Regions from separate parts of the Homo sapiens genome. Here region 2 is linked to region 1. Evidence: read pairs that join two places in POLR2A ChIA-PET (ENCODE). Cell type or tissue: B cell. All regions are shown on one strand. Each heading gives the region's core, and the rest is flanking DNA. Links, peaks and the distances in the headings are about the cores only.

What was found. Peaks named below come from ENCODE experiments on the same cell type or tissue, not always from the same donor. Only the 100,000 strongest peaks of a DNase experiment are listed, where the experiment ranks them.
Region 2: POLR2A ChIA-PET joins it to region 1 with 7 read pairs; 14 of 35 experiments call an interaction of 5 or more read pairs at or near these places.

The regions. Positions count from the first base shown.
Region 1 is chr16:48,369,007-48,373,400 of GRCh38, reverse strand. All of the region lies in intron 1 of SIAH1 (siah E3 ubiquitin protein ligase 1), which reads left to right. Among named protein-coding and RNA genes, the nearest start is that of SIAH1, 14 kb to the left of the region's middle. In B cell, for the core only: no CTCF peak of the experiment used is centred there; no DNase peak of the experiment used is centred there.
Region 2 is chr16:48,424,280-48,428,673 of GRCh38, reverse strand. No RefSeq gene overlaps it. Among named protein-coding and RNA genes, the nearest start is that of SIAH1, 41 kb to the right of the region's middle. RefSeq lists an enhancer at 1,584-1,643. In B cell, for the core only: no CTCF peak of the experiment used is centred there; a DNase peak (open chromatin) is centred at 1,963; H3K27ac peaks cover 1,514 bases.

The DNA of each region.
Region 1 (4,394 bases), core at 297-4,296:
ATTAATTGAAAAAAGGAAGACTCTGAGTGGAGAGACTTTGGGAGGTGATAAGGAGTTTCTCTTTGGCCATCCCCCTGAAGGGGCAATTGGATTTACAAATCTGGGGTTTCAGACAAATCTGGAGCATTGTGTTTATTTTTAAAATCTGGGCTGGAGATGAAAATTTTGAAATCCTTAGCATGTTGATGGAATTTAAAACTAGGAGACTGAATGAGATCACCAAAGTACCAGTGTACATAAGAAAAGAACATCTTAGGGTGTAAGGGTGGGAGACAAGGATGGAAACAGAGAGACTGGTTTGGAAGAGATTACAGTAATTTATAGGCAGCTACAATTTCAATAATTTGGGGGAGAAGAGCAGGAATAAAAGGAAGCTGAGGAGTGACTGAGATAGGAAAACCAAGAGTATGTGAAGTCGGTGAACAGAGTTTATTAGGCAGGAGCCCAGTGATCCGTCAACTCTGTTAGGTGTTGCTGACAGTTCAAAACTTGCAATTTAAATACAAACAAAACCACAGAACCATTGAAATTCAAATTACTGATTCACTAAAATATTGGATACTGTCAGGCTGAATTTTAGTCTTAAAACTGCACTTATGGGATTGACTTACGGTTATGAAATTGACTGTTACCGGGCAGGTTCTTTTTGAGTTAAGCATACCTTAATTGCCCTGTATCATGTGGTCGTATGAAATCTTAATTTTTTCACTGACATACAAGTGCTTTAGTGGAAACCATGATGGCATTTAGGCTTTGCTTCACACAAATGAATTATTTATGTTATTAGATCGACCTCAGCTTTTCTCTAGCTTGCGTAGAGAAAATAGGACCAACTTAGAGCCAGTGTGGCCATAAATATGAATAGAGGCATTTAATTACATGGCTAACAGGTGTATTCAGATGATTCAGAATGTGTTGATACTGTTTTTTAGACTATTAAAAACATGAAAGTAAAATATTAAATTTTTAGAGAAATGTGAACTCCTTGTGAACAGAATCTTAGTTTGAGGGAAATTAATATAGGTTAATTCTTCTGTTACATCCTTAGTTGAAATAACTAAAATGGTTTGCCTGGAGTTTCAGGTGGTACTGCTTATGTCAACATAGATTGTAACTATTTCAGCTGAATATAATTGAATTTTAATAAGGCTCCATGATTTTTTAAAAGATGGCATTTCTTTCCTATAAATTCCATTACTTTTTTCTATTTTACTAGTAAAGAGCCATCAATCAAAATATATCAGACTCACTAATGTGACTTTTTACCCTGTTTCTTTAATTTCTTTAGTCTTCCTAGCAATATGCTCTTTTATGCTTAGTTTAGTATCCCAAATATAGATTACTGCTAATTTTGATCTGCTGTAAAATTTTTTTCTCTGTGTGTGTGTGTGTGTATACATACTTACCTACCAGATTTGTCAGATGTAATGTGAAGTTGAATGAATTATATGGTAGAGTGTAGAACTAGGTACCATGAATTTTATAAGTAAGGTTTTAAAAAGCACAGCTTAAATGCCAAGATGGAGTAAAAGAGCAAGCTTGCACTGGAATGTGAGAATTTTGTATCCTGAGAGAATATAAAACATAAGGTAGTAAATGGCTGTATTCAGATAACTAGGTAAATAGTATTTGAATGTTTTTATATAGACACTGAGACTTGGTTATATTGCAGATTAGTTTGTAATCAAGACTGATGTTTCAATAATTTTAATTTCAAGTGTGTTGCTAAAAAGTTTTAAGGTTATTTAAAAATTTTAGTAATGTGTGGTATGAAATAAAAAGTTGAAAAAGCCTGTTTGGCCCTCTGCCTGGTTCTGTTGCTCTTCTCTGCTCTTTCCTCTCCATGATACATACTTTGCTTTGATTTCATATCTAATGACTTAATGGCAGACTTAGAATATGTGATTCTATCACTTTGATGGAAAGTAAAGGTTTAATTTAAAGACTTTAGGAAGTTTATTTTCTTGACACATTTTTGTAAATATGGAAAAGATGTTTTGAATGCCAAATTAAATATTCCATACCAGGGTAAGTAAGGAGAACATACATGATTTTTTTAGGGTTATTCAAAAGAAGATGAGATTAGAGACAACAAAACATCTGGCTGTGCTCGTATTTATTTCAAGGCACTGTATTGCCCAGGCTGGAGTGCAGTAGCTATTCACAGACACAATCATGGTGCAGTACAGCCTCTTGGGCTCACCTGATCCTCCCTCTTCAGCCTCTTGAGTAGCTGAGACTACAGGCATGTGCCAGCTTGCTCTTACTTTTTTTTTTTTTTTTTTTGAGATGGAATTTCACTCTTGTTGCCCAGACTGGAGTGCAATGGCACGATCTTGGCTCACTGCAACCTCCCCCTCCCGGGTTCAAGCGATTCTTATGCCTCAGCTTCCGTAGTAGCTGGGATTACAGGCACCTGCCACCACACCCAGCTAATTTTTGTATTTTTAGTAGAGACAACTTTTTACCACGTTGGCCAGGCTGATCTCAAACTCCTGACCTCAAGCGATCCCGCCAGCCTTGGCTTCCCAAAGTTGTTGGGATTACAGGTGTGAGTCACCATGCCTGTCCTTGAAATTTGTTTTTTTTTTTTTTGAGATGGAGTCTTGCTCTGTCGCCCAGGCTGGAGGGCAGTGTCGTGATCTGGGCTCACTTCGAGCTCCGCCTCCCGGATTCACGCCATTCTCCTGCCTCAGTCTCCCGAATAGCTGGGACTACAGGCGCCCGCCACCGCGCCTGGCTAATTTTTTGTATTTTTAGTAGAGACGGGGTTTCACTGTAGTCTCGATAACCTGACCTCATGATCCGCCCACCTCAGCCTCCCAAAGTGCTGGGATTACAGGCACGAGCCACCGCGCCCAGCCGAAATCTATTTTCTTAAGTAAGGTGGGGATAAATGTCTAACTTTGGTCATTGGAAAGGTTAAATGAGAACATATGTAAACCATTGAGTCTACCTGGCACTTAGTAGGTGCTTAATATGTGTTTGGGGCAGTTCTTCATTAATGAAGAACTGTGTTTAGCTTGCTGACTCTGGAACCCGTTGAGACTAGCAGCAAGACCAAAACCAACAACCAAGGTCCAAGGAAAGACGAGAAAATTAAGCATGAAAATTTATATAGAGGGGTTAAGGAGTTACAAGAGTAATGTAATAAGAATTTATGTGGCTCTTCCTACTTAAGGGAAAGGGAAGGGAGTGGCCATTCTTGCCATCAGTCTCTGTTGGCTTGCTGGAGATTGAGGATACCTATATATTTTGGAAAATGCTTTAGCATATCAGAAGGTTATCTGCAAAGGGTTGAGAATGAAAATGGCATTAGGCTTTTCTTTCACTTACATCATTGAATAGCAGAAGACAGTGGGCATAGCTTACTTAGTTCTTAGAGAAGAGAGTTGTGACCAGGATTGTAAGCTGTGGAATTTATGCAAGAGCTTCAGACTTAGACTAAGATGGAGAGTTAATCACTTACGTAATCCTTTCAGAAACTTTCTTTGAAGTATTGTGATCACACCACAAAATTAAGGATTCAGGTGTAGTTAGGTTTGATTAATTGCTTTGACAAAGTTAGGAGCTTAGTACAATCTTTATTGTGCCTAGTGGGAAAGGGAAAGTTTTACTATTGGCATGTTGAAGGGCTTGCATTGTTTTAGGGGGATCTTACACTTTATTTATTCTTTCCCAGACAGGGTCTCACTCTGTTGCACAGACATAGCTCATTGCAGCCTTTACATCCCAGGCTCAGATGAGCCTCCCACCTCAGCCTCCCAAATAGCTGGCTCTACAGCGGATGCCACCACACCCAGCTAATTTTTTTGTATTTTTTTTGTGGAGATGAGGTCTCAGTATATTGCCTAGGCTTGTCTCAAACTCTTGGGCTCAAGTGATCCTCCCACCTCAGCCTCCCAAAGTGCTGGGATTACAGGTATGAGCCACCAAACTCCATGTATATCTAATGTTTAGCTTGGGTGGAAGCCTCAAAATAAAGTGACTTAGCAAGTGTTGTATTTTGCTTTGAACACATTTAAGTCGGGATTTGCCTTTCCTCTTTGTCTTCTGTTGACAGCAGCTTTCCTGGGTTTCCCTCATCTCCAGTAATCAATCTTTCTATACCTATTCAGTGTAACTTCTTCTGTAGCTGCAAAGTTTTCAGAATTATCTTCAGGAAAAATGGAGGTTTTAGGAAAAACATACAATTTTTAAGAAATCATTTTATTGCTTTGCTACAGTTCTGGAAGCTATAGATTGTTTAATTTATTGTCCTTATAACAGTGTTTGATTTTTTAACTTTTGGCATTTTAACTTGTTGAATTTTTAAGAGACTTGCTTTGATTTTGTCATTGTGTAAGAAGCAAGTAAGTCTTCAAATAGAAGCAATGTTTAATTAACATTTTAAC
Region 2 (4,394 bases), core at 205-4,204, 55 kb before region 1:
GGCCCTCTTCCAAGTGTACTTTACTTCCTTCCATTCCTGCTCTAAAACTTTTTAATAGGCTGAGCATGGTGGCTCATGCCTGTAATCCCAGCACTTTGGGAGGCCTAGGCAGGCAGTTCATTTGAGGCCAAGGAGTTCAAGACCAGCCTGGCCAACATGGTGAAACCCCATTTCTACTAAAAATACAAAAATTGGCCAGGCACAGTGGCTCATGCTTGTAATCCCAGCACTTTGGGAGGCTGAGGCAGGTGGATCACCTGAAGTCAGGAGTTTGAGACCAGCTGGCCAACATGGTGAAACCCTGTCTCTACTAAAAATACAAAAAATTAGTTGGGCATGGTGACAGGCCCCTGTAATACCAGCTACTCAGGAGGCTGAGGCAGGAGAATTGCTTGAACCCAGGGGGTGGCGGTTGCAGTGAGCTGAGATGGTGCCACTGCACTCCAGCCTGGGCAACAGAATGAGACTCCATCTCAAAAAAAAACAAAAAAAAAAAATCTGGATCATGAGCCATGGCTACAAGGGAAGGGGGCCTGGAAACAGAGTCTGCAATGGAAACAGAATCATTCATCATTCATGCATCAGCCCTTAAGATGGCACACAGGCAGCCTCAAACAAAATCTGGTTCCATTAGGAAAAAAGAAGGGAAAGAATCGTTTAGGGGTAGGTAACTGTTTGCATCTACCACAGACACCCACATCTATACAAGAGGTACACACATTCTTGTGAAACTCACACGCTTGCCCTCACACCTGCCCAAGCAGAGAGAAGAGGCTCCCCTCTCTGCTCCCAGAGCCCCCGTGGACACCTCAGTGTTGGTGTTAATTACCCGGCTTGGAGCTGCTTGGTCTCTGTCTTGTCTCAGAACTGTGAATTCCACGGAGGAGGGATTGTGTGGTCATCTTGGAATCTCCAGAGCCTGACCTCCAATAGGGCATTTGAGACCTACTGAGGAATGAGGGAAAGACAGGAGAGAGGGAGAGGTGGAGGGAGGCAGGATAGGCAGGAGAAACAAGGGAGTCATTGGTATCTTTTGGATTAACTTTTCTGGCCCCTGAGAACAATGTCTGTTGGTTTTGGATTCTGGAGCTTTTAGTATAGTCTGGTCTAAATTGGAGTTCACAGAACACCCAGAATGCAAAGCGAACATGGCTTCTTTAGTTTTTCAGTGTCCGATGAGCTCTTTACATTGCAGAGAGGTGAGGGTGAGAAAGGAGAGCTGCGTCTGCTCCATCTGTGTCTGTGTCTGGCAAACAGGAGCCCAGGGCAATGATTTCTCAGCTACTTTAAGGCCCACCCCTTCTCTTCCCCAGGATGGTGCCTTGGTACAGAGGGTCACTGAGTCCTGGAGATGACAGAAGGGTCATTCCCATCTAGGTAGGGTCCTATGGACGTGCATTGGTCTCTGAAGCTGAGCATCTCCCTGCCCCTGCCCCTGGGACTGGCGATGCTGAAGTGTGAGTGTACGTCTGGCACCATCCGTGCTCTGGGCCATAGAGGCCTCAGCACCCAGCCAGGCCTCTGAGGGTCCACAGGCTCTCTCAGGCTCTCTGCATCTCCTTGCTGGGACCTGGGGAAACCTCCAGGTCCCTGAATGCCACACCTTGAAGAGCCAAGGGGTTCTGCCCTAGACTCATTTTTGTAGCTGTGTTTGACACCACGTTCTCTTCAGTCTCTTGTTAAAAATGTTGCCAAACCACAGGATAGGCCTCCCAGGGCTGGCAGCCTCCCCCAGACAGTGTCCAGGGAAGCAAATCATGAGCCTTCATGTCTTCAGGCTCCATTGCTCCCAGCTGGGTGAGCCTGAATCCCCTTCTCACCTAGGCAGAGCCCCAAAGAGAAACAAACATGAAGGGCCCAACCATCTCACCTACCTCAAGATCCCTGCTTCTCACAATCCTGTGAAGAGGAAAGAACAGGCTTTTCATTTTCTTCTGTATGACTGAGACTTCCACATTTGCACTAAGCCATACCCTCCTCTCTGACTGCAGTTTCACAGCTCAACTCTGGTTGCAGATGGGGTACCTGCAGGGAGAGAAGCCAGCCCACCAGTATGGGAACATACACATTATTTCAAAATATCAGGCTGGGCACAGTGGCTCACACTTGTAATCCCAGCAGTTAGGGAGGACAAGGAAGGAGGAGCACTTGAGCTCAGGAGTTTGAGATCAGCCTGGGCAGCATGATAAAACCCCATCTCTATAAATAATACAAAAATTAGCCAGGCGTGGTGGCATGTGGCTGTAGTCCCAGCTGCTCAGGAGGCTGAGGTTGGTTGGGAGGATGGCTTGAGCCTGGGAGTTCAAGGCTACAGTGACAGACCTGCACTCCAGCCTGGGTGACAGAGTGAGACCCTGTCTCAAAAAAAAAAAAAAAAAAAAATCATACTGGTACAAAATGAACCCAGATACACTTGAAAATAAGAACTTTTTACTAAAAAATACAGGGTAGCCAGGCACAGTGGTGCATGCTTGTAATCCCAGCTACTCAGAAGGCCAAGGCAGGAGAATAACTTGTGCCCAGGAGGCAGAAGTTGCAGTGAGCCGAGATCGCACCACTGTGCTCCAGCTTGGGCAACAGAGCAAGACCCTGTTTCAAGAAAACAGATAAATACAGGGATCTCTTACATGGATCTCAAGGCAGGGAATGAAGTCTACTTAATTCAAATCAAATGGCAGGATGAGGCAGTCCCATGGTCCCCTGCAGTAATGAACACGTCATTTCTCAGTCTCAAAGACAGATTCTCAGGACAGAATTGGTTGGCCAGGCTGGGTCCTGACCAGGGAGTGGGATCATGAGGTACAAATGTGGCTTCCAGGGAGCCACCAAGGTGGGAGAGGACATTGTGGGGGCAGTTTCCTAGGAGGAACAATGGTTTCTGGGCTAGGCAGACACCTTTCATATTGTCCACTTTGATAGAGACCCAAACAAATAATTGATGAAAATGAACTTAGGTTCTCAGAGCAACATAAACATACTTCATTAAATATGAGCTTTGTCAAAGAAAATACAAATGCTGTTTTAGCCCATATTCAGTGTAAATATGTGGCTTTCTAAATATTTTCTGTATTAGAAAGATAATTGACTTGCCACTTCCACCACGGTTATTTTGTAGGACATCTACACGTCCTGCCTCTCCTGCATAGGAGACATGAGGTCCGGAAGCTTTGTAGGTGTTAAAGGAAAAAAAGAGTGATGAGGTGACCATGGACTCTAAGATCTGACACCAAAAGTAAAAGCAACAAAAACATAGATAAATTGGACTTCGTGAAAATGTAAAGCTTTTTAAAAAATACTTTTATTTTTTAATTTTAATTTTTTTTTTTTTTGAGACAGGGTCTTACTCTGTCACCCAGGCTGGAATGCAGTAGCATGATCTCAGCTCACTGAAACCTCTGCCTCCTAGATTCAAGCAATTCTCCTACCTCAGCCTCCCGAGTAGCTGGGATTACAGGTGCTACCACACCCAGCTAATTTTTGTATTTTTGTAGAGACCAGGTTTCGTCATGTTGGCCAGGCTGATCTCGAACTCCTGACCTCAAGTGATCCACCTGCCTCGGCTTCCCAAAGTGCTGGGATTACAGGTGTGAGCCACTGTGATGGTGTCACTCCAGCTTGGGTGACAGGGTGAGACCCTGTCTCAAACTGGTACAAAATGAACCCAGGTACACTTGAAAGTAAGAACTTTTTGTTAAAAAGATACAGGGTAGCAAGGCATGGTGGTGCAAGCCTGTAATCCCAGCTACTCAGAAGGCCAAGGCAGGAGGATCACTTGAGCCGAGGTTCTTCCTAAGGGGTACAGAGTTTCTGTTCTTGGTAATGGAAAAATTTCAGACATAGTGGTGATGGCTCTGCAATATTGTGAATGTCATTAATGCCACTAAATGGTGCACTTAAAAAGAGTCAAAATCACATATTTTATATTGCATATATTTTACCATAATTAAGAGAAAAAAAGCAATGAGAATGCTGAGTGAAAATTCTCAGGACTACTGGTACAGGGCTGCACCAAATTCCCCAAACGTGGGAGCCAGGCCTGCTGAAATTACTACATCATTAGTTCTGTTTGTTTCCTTTGTCAAAAACAAACAAGCATGTAAGAAGAAAGAAAAAGGGACATGGTTATCTGTACCCTCTCTCATCTTGATTTGGAAGGGGAAATACCACATTGTAATTGTCATGAGTTGTAATTAAAAGGTACAGGTTGATGACTGCATGGCAAGGTTCCCCTTTAAGGCATCATAATGCTATTAGGTGCTTATCTCCGGTTAAAAATGAGAGCTGCATTCGTGCATTATGTAGTCAAGCAGTCTTTCGCCATGTGTGTATCCATATCTAAAAGTGTGGTTATTTGCGTGGCTGAGTACCCTAGACTGAAAGAAATTCACCATATG